Regions from separate parts of the Homo sapiens genome. Here region 2 is linked to region 1. Evidence: read pairs that join two places in POLR2A ChIA-PET (ENCODE). Cell type or tissue: IMR-90. All regions are shown on one strand.

Evidence for each region. Peaks named below come from ENCODE experiments on the same cell type or tissue, not always from the same donor. Only the 100,000 strongest peaks of a DNase experiment are listed, where the experiment ranks them.
Region 2: POLR2A ChIA-PET joins it to region 1 with 15 read pairs; 7 of 35 experiments call an interaction of 5 or more read pairs at or near these places.

The regions. Positions count from the first base shown.
Region 1 is chr1:58,762,298-58,767,297 of GRCh38, forward strand. It overlaps LOC105378751 (a long non-coding RNA gene), which reads left to right. Exons shown (of 4, transcript XR_007066137.1): 1 at 1-3,890; 2 at 3,990-4,200. Among named protein-coding and RNA genes, the nearest start is that of JUN, 19 kb to the right of the region's middle. In IMR-90, no CTCF peak of the experiment used is centred here; DNase peaks (open chromatin) are centred at 674, 1,104 and 2,194; H3K4me3 peaks cover 310 bases; H3K27ac peaks cover 2,698 bases.
Region 2 is chr1:59,744,696-59,749,695 of GRCh38, forward strand. The region is part of intron 14 of FGGY (FGGY carbohydrate kinase domain containing); the gene reads left to right. Among named protein-coding and RNA genes, the nearest start is that of MIR4711, 14 kb to the left of the region's middle. In IMR-90, no CTCF peak of the experiment used is centred here; no DNase peak of the experiment used is centred here.

The DNA of each region.
Region 1 (5,000 bases):
TTGGCCATGTCAGAAGGATCAGGGAAGGCCTTACTGAGGCATGAGGCTTCCTGGTGTGAATAGCAGTTAACAGGTGGAGGGAGACCAGGTTCCAGGTGGAGGAAATAACATGTGTGTGGGCTCCTTTCCAGAAGAGCTGGAGAGAAGAGAGATGAAAGGAAGGTGATGCAGGATGAAGCTGGAGGAGTAAGAAGGGGTTTGATGATATAGCAGGCCCAGTCAAAGAATCTTGTCTTTATCCTAAGAGTCAAGAGAAGTTGCTGAGAATTTTTAAGCAGGAAAGGGTGATGATCATATTTATATTTTGGAAAGATCCTCCAACCTGCTCTCTGTGTTAAAACAGTTGAGTTCATATATCTTCTGGCTGCAATAATGGGAATGAACACAAGGCAGGACAGAGTACATGGGGGGAGGCCGGTTAGCAAGCTAGTGTTGAGTTCAGAAGGAAGATGATGTTCTTTTGACTAGGATGCTGGTGATGGAGGGCAATGAAAAAATCTGAGAGATAAATAGGAGCTAAATCAACAATATAATGGGCTGAACATGGAGGAGAAAAAAAGAAAAGAGTCAAACATATCTTCTAGGTTCCTCTCTGCCATGCATAATTGGATGGATGGAATACCATTCACTAAAATGAATCACCACTTGGCTTTGTTCTAAGACTGCTGTGTACAGTTGTGTGAGTTGTGTACTACACCAGGGCATCTGGCTAATTAACAAAGGCAGAAGCTGAAAGTCAGCCCATTCTCTGCTTGCCAAGACACATATCCCCATGTAGGGTCATGTCTACCCAGGTGGGAGGGGCAGCTTCTTATAATTTGCAAAAAATAGCTATCCATTTGGCTAGATAAAAAGTTATACCTTTTAACCAGCATTGCAGGCATCCAAGAAGGCCCACATAGGGTACTACGAGTGGGAGGGAGCACTAAAGGTGGTAAAGCCAGGGCCAGGATACCTGGATGGTAGAGACAAGGGCTGAAGAAGGTGATGAGAAAATGAGAGAGTGCAAAAAATATCAAGCTCAGTTTATTTATCCTGCAGTGGCTATCTCTGGCATTTCCTGGACTCCTGACCCACAGGGAGGGATCCTGCCTGTGGCTCACCCTTCCTGTTATTTTAATTCTTTTGTTGGATGCCTTTAATGAATGTAGACATGGACACTCATACATCAGAGAGCAGAAGTACTTTAAGAACCATCTAGCCCTACTCTTTCATTACACGGATGAGAACGCTGAGGTCCAGGGAAATGGAAAGCTTTGCTCTGTCTCCTGCTGGGACAAGATCCTTAATCGCCTGATTCCTCACATCATGCTGATCTTTCCTCTAACAAGAAATTGACTGAGCTTTCACAGACAACGAGGCAACACCTGAAAGAGCAAAGATACCAAGTCAGATTCATCTGAGTTTGGATCTCTGCTTGCCATTCTTTGTTGTGTGATTTTTGACAAGTTACTTAATCTCTCCAAGCTTCACTTTCCCCACCTGTAAAATGAAGATTAAAAACACCTTGAAGGTGGGCTGTGAGGATTAACGTAAAGCCTTTGGGATAGGGTCTGATATTCACGAGCCACCATCTAGACCACATTCTCTACTTATGTTGACTTCTCCAGCCCCTGTCTCTTCCCTACCCTTTCTCTATTCTCAAAGGGTTTGCAGGGATTCTGCAGAAAATTTATTCTTTGGAAATTCTTTGTGGAACTCAACACAAATTCAGCATATCAAATAAACGAAATATTAAGAAATGACTCTACCTTTTCCCCTAACCTTTCACTTAGGGTTCTGATCCCTAAGATGCAAATGGCAATTAACCCTGCACCCCACACTAGCCCTCTACCTCTCCCTATGATGACTCTGCACAGATCTCAGGAAGCTTTATGTGAAAATAACACCTTGGAACTAGAAGCAGAAGGAACTAGAGAGGTTTCTGCTGGAAGCATAATATAAAAGCCAGTTTTGAAGAAGGCGGGGGGTGGTGGGGGCTCAGAAAAATGAGCGATTACCAGAAGGAACTTTTTTTCTCCCAACATGATTTTTGATGGCTCATAGTTACTTTCATTTGTTCCGTGACTTTGAGAGGCTGACAAATAGCAGCCTCATTCTGAATGCCTATTGTTACTCCTGAGGTTTTATGTAGAGTAGAAAAGATTGTTTTGAACGTTTCTCATGGACAAGTGGAAGCTGTACTCTTGCTACAAATGATTCATGTGGGAGAAATGATATATAAACAAGATTGCCTGCTTGGAGAGTGGATGAGAGGGTGAGTTATTTCAGAAGGGCTCTTCACTTTCATGCCAGCAAATGATAAAAGCTAGCTCTCAGAATGGCAGGGGTGCTATGGAATGGAGGCTTCAGAAACTTTTTGACTCTTACATTTTATAGTCAATGTCAAAAAAATGTATTATAAATTTCTGACTAAGTCCAGTTACTTTTTCATGGTGATGTAGCAATAGGTTGATTCAACCTTGGGCCTTGTCCTGTCAGTGTGTTGAGGCTGAAAGAGCCTGGGTTCTGGAAGCTGAGCCTCTGGGGTAAGGTAGGTGCCTAAGGGGCAAAATTTCAGGAGGCACCTACTCTCAGGGTCATACAGGCACAGAGTCAGCACTTGCACAATCCTGTAAGTGAGTGCCTCCTTAAATTTTGCCCTCTGGGTCACCCTCTTTTCTCACCCAAATCCGGGCCCTGGAATTGAATTAGAATCAAGACTCCATCACTTATTGGTGGTGCAACTTTAGGGAATCAGTTAGGATTAGTCTTGGCTATAACAGAAAAAAGCCAAGTGAGAGTGGCTTATTTCTCTATTACATAAAAATCTAGAGCAATACAGGACAGGGCTGGCATAATGTCCCCATTGCATAAAGTCATCAGATCCTAGTTCCTTCCAGTGCACTTTTCTGCCATTCCAAGGGTTTTGCCTTCATGATTCAAAATGACACATCCACATTCTAGGCAGCAGGATGGAGGAAGGTGACTAAACCATGTGACTATATTACTGATTTTTAAAATATAACAAAATTATAATTATAAACATGTAGAATAGATTGTAAAAGCCCAAACAATACAAAAATAAAATATATTTTTGGATTGTTAAATCACCTATAATTGTTATTTCTATCAGCCCCACTCCAAATTCCCAGCCTAAGCATCTAGTTTATTGCAACTATTAAGGACTGAGCCAGTCTTGATTCCCACAATTGAAAATGTTTTCAGAAGGAATTATTCTTATGGAAGCTCATAAAATGTTCTTAAACCCATAGGTTTGAAAATAAGAAAATTATCTAGAGTGGAGTGGTAGACAGCTGAGTTATCTGCCTGCCCAGCACTCACTTCCCATTCTGGCAGGCATACTTCAATTTTGGTTTGGGGAACAAACTACCAGGTTCCTTTGCTTACAGACTTGGTAGAAATTGTCATTTGGGCTACAGATGGGAAGACGTAGAAATGTAACTCAAACTAGGACCATAATATCCCTCTCTCTTCGAATAATTTGTCTCTTGGATATGGTTAAAAAGCATAGACATATGACTGGGGATCATTTTCTCTAACAGAGACATGGAACTCAAACAAATTCCCTGAGCTGCTTTGGATCCTGTTCTTTCTGAGGCCTGATACTTCAGCGTCTTCAAATCTAATTTGCAATGCCCCATATCCTTCCAGTACACCTCTTCTATTTAAGTTACCTAGAGTCCATTTATGTTGCTTGCAATCAAGAACCCTAACTGACAAAAGAAGCTATTCACTTTTCTACCCAAATATTTGAAATTATACAGGTTGGTCTCTCCTACCTTGTTAATTATACCTGTTTTCTTCTCCAGCTTTTCCCAGGTGAGGCCATTAATGCCTCCACCCATAGGCTTAACCCTGCCCTGTTTCTGAGCCAACTCTAAAGTGAGGTATGAAGAGTCTCGATTTTTTACTGGGTGGGACTTAGAATTAAGTCATCTCCCTAATATCTGGGTTGTAGTGACTATGAGGTTTGATTTCATACTCAGGAATAGGACTAAAGAGGTGGTGGGTGAGTTGCATGCAGGATACCAAAGGATAAATCCTGGGGGCTTCCAGAAGTTCCAGAGGAATTACCTAGAAGGCATCATTCCAAGGAGGAAAGAGGCCAAAGCATCACATAGACTTCATAAAACAAGGGACCTTGCCTATCTTATTCCCCACTGTATCCCCAGTACAAAAAATTATGTCTGGCTCATGGTAAGTACTCAGGAAGTAAGTAGTCAGGCTGAATAAAAGAGGGAAAAAGCAATGGCAGTAAGAAGGGCTGAGATTTGTGGGGATAGAAATCAAGTGAAGAGGTGAGGTGACATTGCAGAGATGGAGTGAGGTCAGTGAGTAGAAAGGGGAAAGATGCAAAGTTAAGAGTGCAAGAGATGCTGACTTTTACAGGTGCCAACCGAGGCAGTCACTGGGACAATTTCTGGTCTTTCACAATATTTTCTTGAATTATCTTCTCTGCCAATGACATCTCTCAAACAAAGTTAACCTCAGGAAAACCTATAGCTGCCATATTCTGCCTCTTTGCCTGCCCTCCTTCCTTCTCCCTGCTGGCTTGGCCCAGCCCAGCAGAATGACATTTTGTGTTGGTCCTTCCTCTTGAGTGTTGACCATTTCCCTGTCTTAATCCCTAACCCAAGGCCTGGTGCTCTTATAACCTGCTGTGCTCTTCCATGTTCTCCCTACTAAGATGAGAGACTCATCAATTTCCCTGACAGGTCCCTGAGATGCCGTCACCAAAGTCTGGTTTCTTAAATGATGACCTGGTTAATACAAACAAGAATGAAAAAAGACCCCCACAACTAACATATATCGGGCACTTACAAAGATCAGGTCCTGAGCAGTGCTTTTAACTTTTGTACAGTACTCATCACAAACCCATGAATTAAATATTATTTTGGTATGAACTGCTAGTTGCCTACCCAGTATTCATTCTCCCATTCACAGATGTTAAAGACTACATTTCCCAGCTTTCCTTGCAACTAGGAGTAGCCAAAGAA
Region 2 (5,000 bases), 980 kb after region 1:
CCTACCCCTGATTCATTCATTAATTCATTAATCCATTTACTCATTCATTTAATTCTTTCAACATGTATTTATTACATTTTTGCATTATTTATATCAATTTTGGGGAATACAGAGAAAGTTAATGGCTTCTACCCTTTGACATCTCACAGTCCAGTGGGGAGACGTAAGAAAACAGACATTTATCCTACTGTGTGCTGAATGATAAGACAGAGGAAAATCAGTGAGCTTTGGGAACATGGAAGAGATTATAAACACATAATAAAGAGAGTTTAAAAGGGCACTACAGTGATTTGCTTTGGACCTGCATTCCACACCTGTCACTCTATCTGTCTGACCTCTGCTCTCTCTATGCTCCTGGCTTCTAGCCCTTCTCTTACTTTGGTACCATCCTTAGCCTCTCAACTCCTGGCTTCAGATTCGATGTCTTTGCTTGTCTTTTTCCTCTGGAAGTTGGTTTGGAATGGATTCTGGCTTGGCTAGAGGGTTTCTGTATCGTAAACAGTCTAAGGCCAGCTCCAAAGTCTAGGCCAGAATATCTAGGCCCCACTACCAAAATGGCTCTCGCTTAGAAGAATTGGAGATCCAAAAGCAGGGAACTTGAAAGAGCATGGAGGGATAGATGGATGGATAGATTCCTTGCCTCTTAGCTTCGATTATTCACCTGCCTAAACCCAGAGCAGTTGGCCTAGTGACTAACCAACATCCCTTGCAGCTCAATCATTATTCATTATGTTAATATTATCACACATTTTGATTCTTTGCTGTCGATTTGGTTGCTGATCTGCTGGCCAAAGGATCATCATGGGAAGGAATTACTATTGAAGCAGGCAGTGCAAATTTCAAAAGTGTTCAGACCCTGCGGCCTTTCATGATATTTCACTTTCTTGAGTTGCAGTCTCCCATTGGCCTGCTCCTTCCGAAGCAGATTTTGTCCCTTGTAGCCATAAGTGAAGCATATCCTGGCTAAATGTTTCTGTGGACTGAAGGTAGCTATTGAATTGGGCAGTTAAGAGAATATTGCAGATTCTTGTCGGTAAATGACACAAAAGATGATGGACTCTAAGCTAGCTATGGAAGAAATTAGAGCCAGACAGGGCACATGAATTGAAAGAAAATGAAGTGATGGAGATTCTGGAAGTTGCTTTAAAGTGGAGAAGGACATTTGCTAAGAATGATAGAGTACATGAGAGAATTGGACTGAAGGGCAATGGAATTCAGAAAGTGGCTGTTGGTATATTGTAATATTCATAAGTATAGCAGTCTCAAGGGGGGCTGTGGGAGTATTGAAGTGAAATGGAGATGAAGGTCCCGGAGGTGGAAACATTTTGAAACCGTCTAACAGTGGAACATTGGATGGGTCTTATGAGCAGATGCTGAAGTTGTCCAGGACAATGATAAACCTCCAGGTAGATAGGGAGGCTTGTGATCTAGGAGCCTTAGCCTCATTTAACATAGGGACAGAAACAAGAGGCTGACAGTGACAGCAGTGAGATGCAGGGGAGACATGTGTCATTGTATCTCCATCATTAGGTGGCATAAACCTCAGAGGAACAGGCTTTTTTGCCTGCAACTGCAGGAATACTTGTCTGGAAATGATAATGAGGAGGCCTGAGAATAATGACTGTTATCACCTTCCCCAACCCACCTGAAACATACACACATGGCAACACTTACCTTTCAATAAAGTTTCTGGGAAAATAAAGTTTATTTCAGTTGATAGGTACATAGTAATAATAACAATATCTGCACTTTTAAGCATTTAGTCCATCCAATAGGCCTATAAAATAGGTATTAAAACTTCCCTTTTTTTGAGACAGCATCTTACTGTGTCGCCCAGGCTGGAGAGCAGTGGCACAATCGAGGTTCACTTCAGCCTCAACCTCCCAGACTCAAGGGATCCTCCTATCTCAGTCAGCCTTCTGAGTAGCTGGGCCTACAAACACGTACCATCACACCTGGCTAATTTTTATTTTATGTTTTTGTTGAGATAGGGTTTCCCTATCTTGCCCAGGCTGGTTTCAAACTCGTTTCAAGCGATCCTCCCACCTCAGCCTCCCAAAGTGCTGGGATTACAGGTGTGAATCACTGCATCCAGCCTAAAATTTCCATTTTTAAAATGAGGAAATTGAGACTCAGGATGTTCATGGCAGAACTAGGGTTTGGATTATGATCTAAATATCACTGAAGTCTTTGTTTCACAGCAAATGTTTAAAAGTATAGGTTCCAAAGCCATATGTTTTCTTGTCTTTGAACTGGGAATACAAACTAGGTAACGTATTTAATAATATAGTGCTAGGCCATAGTAAGTACTCAACAAATATCAGTTGCCATTATAATTATTGTTATTGAGTTACTATTATTTAATTACAGCTCACGGCAGTACTATATACCTTCTCAGCCTCACATATCAGCAAGATCATATTTTTTTCCAGTCAACAATAGATTATTAGATGAGTGACAGCTTGCAGTTTTGGAACCTATCATCTGTCTGATGCTTTTAGCAAGAAGCTTCCTATTTTTACTTTGAGAAATCCATAAGAAGTAAGTCAAACTCATGTAGATGGGATGAATACTTGCTCCCTATTCATGTTTGGATCCAACTCTTTTGCAGCCAGGCCATATATTAGGACCCCATCTCAGAGTATCACAACAGAGGTTGATGGCCTTACCTAGTATAAAACCACTCCCCTGTGCCGTATTTGCCCATGACTGAATCGGAATGAAACTTTCCCTTGCTAGGAAAACACTGTGGGTATATTCTCTGTCGGAGTGTGCTGAGCAAAACCCTAATAGAATGTACCGTGAGGAATAAGGAGTAACTTGTCAACTGAGAGTTAATCAGAAAACCACATGTGCACAAAACCAACAGATTGCAGAGCTGGCAAAGACTTCAGAGATAATTTACTCCAACCCCCTCATTCTACTGATAAAGAAAGTGAGTCCCAGGGAGGGGAAGGGTCTTGCTCAGGGTCATACAGCTGGCAGTAATTTTGTTTGTTTCAATAATTAATATGAACAGTCATTCTATACATCAGTGAATCCACCTTCCTGCCTTTGTAAGCACAATATAATGACCATAATTGAATTTGTCTTTGACAGTGAAGAAAGCAGGCTTTTAGGGCTTTACAGGGCCCCAAAGTCATCAGAAGAAAATAAATTGTCATGAACTAAAGCTGGAGATCTGCCTGTTGACTGTGAGCTTCTTAAGGAATGGGCCTGGTCTTATTCATGAGCTAAAGCAAGTTTCAAATCCTGGCTTAGCCCTTTACTAGCTTAAGCAAGTACTTAACCTCTCTGAGCCTTTATTTCCTCATTGTAAATTTAAATAATAAGACCTTCCTCAGAGACTGTTAGTGAGGATCAAGGGAGGCAAGATCTGTATACCAGTACCTTGCGTAAAATAGGCATTCAATAAACTTGCACTTTCACCTTACATTTAACAAATGTCCTGCTAAAAGCTAGGGATACTTCAAAGAAAGGAAAGCCAACGACTCCACTTTCATGGAGCTTAGATTCAGGAGGGAGGAGAGCAGAGGTGAGGACCACAGAGAAGCAGGCAGACAATAAACAATTAAAAATATAATTTCAGATGATGATGTGCTATCAAGGGTTATGAGGAAAAGAAAATGAGATGATGTCATAGATGTTTAGGAGAGTGCACTGCTTCTGCTAAGAGTGGCCAAGGGCAGTCTTTTCAATATTATGTTTGAAGAGAACCTAAATCATATGGAAAAAGCCAGACAGTCAAAGATCCTGGAGAAGACCATTCCTGAGAGATTCAGAAAGGCCTTAGGCAGGAGGAAGGTTGGCATGTTCAGCCAGCAGCAAGATGGCCAGTGTGTTCCCAGCATGGCCAGCCCAGTAAGCAGGGCATGAGATGAGACTGGAGACATCTGCATAAACTCCATCCTGAAGTTCTAGTCCACCCTATGACATTTGAGTTTTATTCAAAAAGCGATGGAACACTGTTGCAAGGACGTGTTAAAAAATAAATATTGGTCTTTGTCCCTAGTTCCTGGCACACAGCTTCTAAAATTCTTGGAATCCCTGCTAAAAGCTAGGGATACTTCAAAGAAAGGAAAGCCAAGGACTTCACTTTTATGGAGCTTAGATTAAGCTCCATGTGTATGGTAATGAGATGACTGATGGCTGAGAACCCCTCCGTAGCATCAGGATGGGGGCTGGTCACCAGAAAGACCAAGGCATGATTAGAGGGTTGAACTTTCAGCCCCTCCCCTGACCTTCCAGAATGAGAAAGGGGCTAGAGATTGAGTCAATCACCGATGGCCAATGATTTACTCAATTATACCTAAGTAATGAAACCTTCATAAAAACCCCTAAATGATGGGGTTTAGACAGCTTCTGGATTGGTGAACACAGGGAGGTATTGAGAGGATGGCATGCCTGGAGGAGGCATGGAAGCTCACTGCACCACTGCACCTCCCTCCCCTCATACCTTGCTCTATGTATCTCTTCCATTTGGCTGTTCCTGAATTTTATCCTTTATAATAAACTGGTAATAGTAAGTCAACCGTTGTCTTGAACTCCATAAGCCGATTCTAGCAAATTATCAAGCCTTGGGGGGTGGAGTTTGTGGAAACCTCCAATTTGCGGTCAGTTGGTCAGAAATACAGGAGACCCAGGACTTGTGATTGGCATCTGAAGTGTGGGCAGTCTTGCTGGACTGAGCCCTGAAGCTGTGGGGTCTGACACTAACTAACTGGGGTCAGTGTCAGAATTGAATCAAATTTAATTATAAGTCATGCAATTGGTGGCAGGAGAGTTGGAGAATTGGTGAGTGTGAGGAAAAAACCCATACATTTGGTGTCAGGAGTGTTGTAGGTAAAAACAGCCCAGAGAGGTAAAATCATTCATTGATTCATTTAACAAATCCTTATAGATTAACTATTCTGGCCAGGCACAGTTCTTGGTGTGGTGCATGAATCCAATACACACCCCTGGCCACATGGAGCTTGCATGCTAAAGGGATAATAAATATC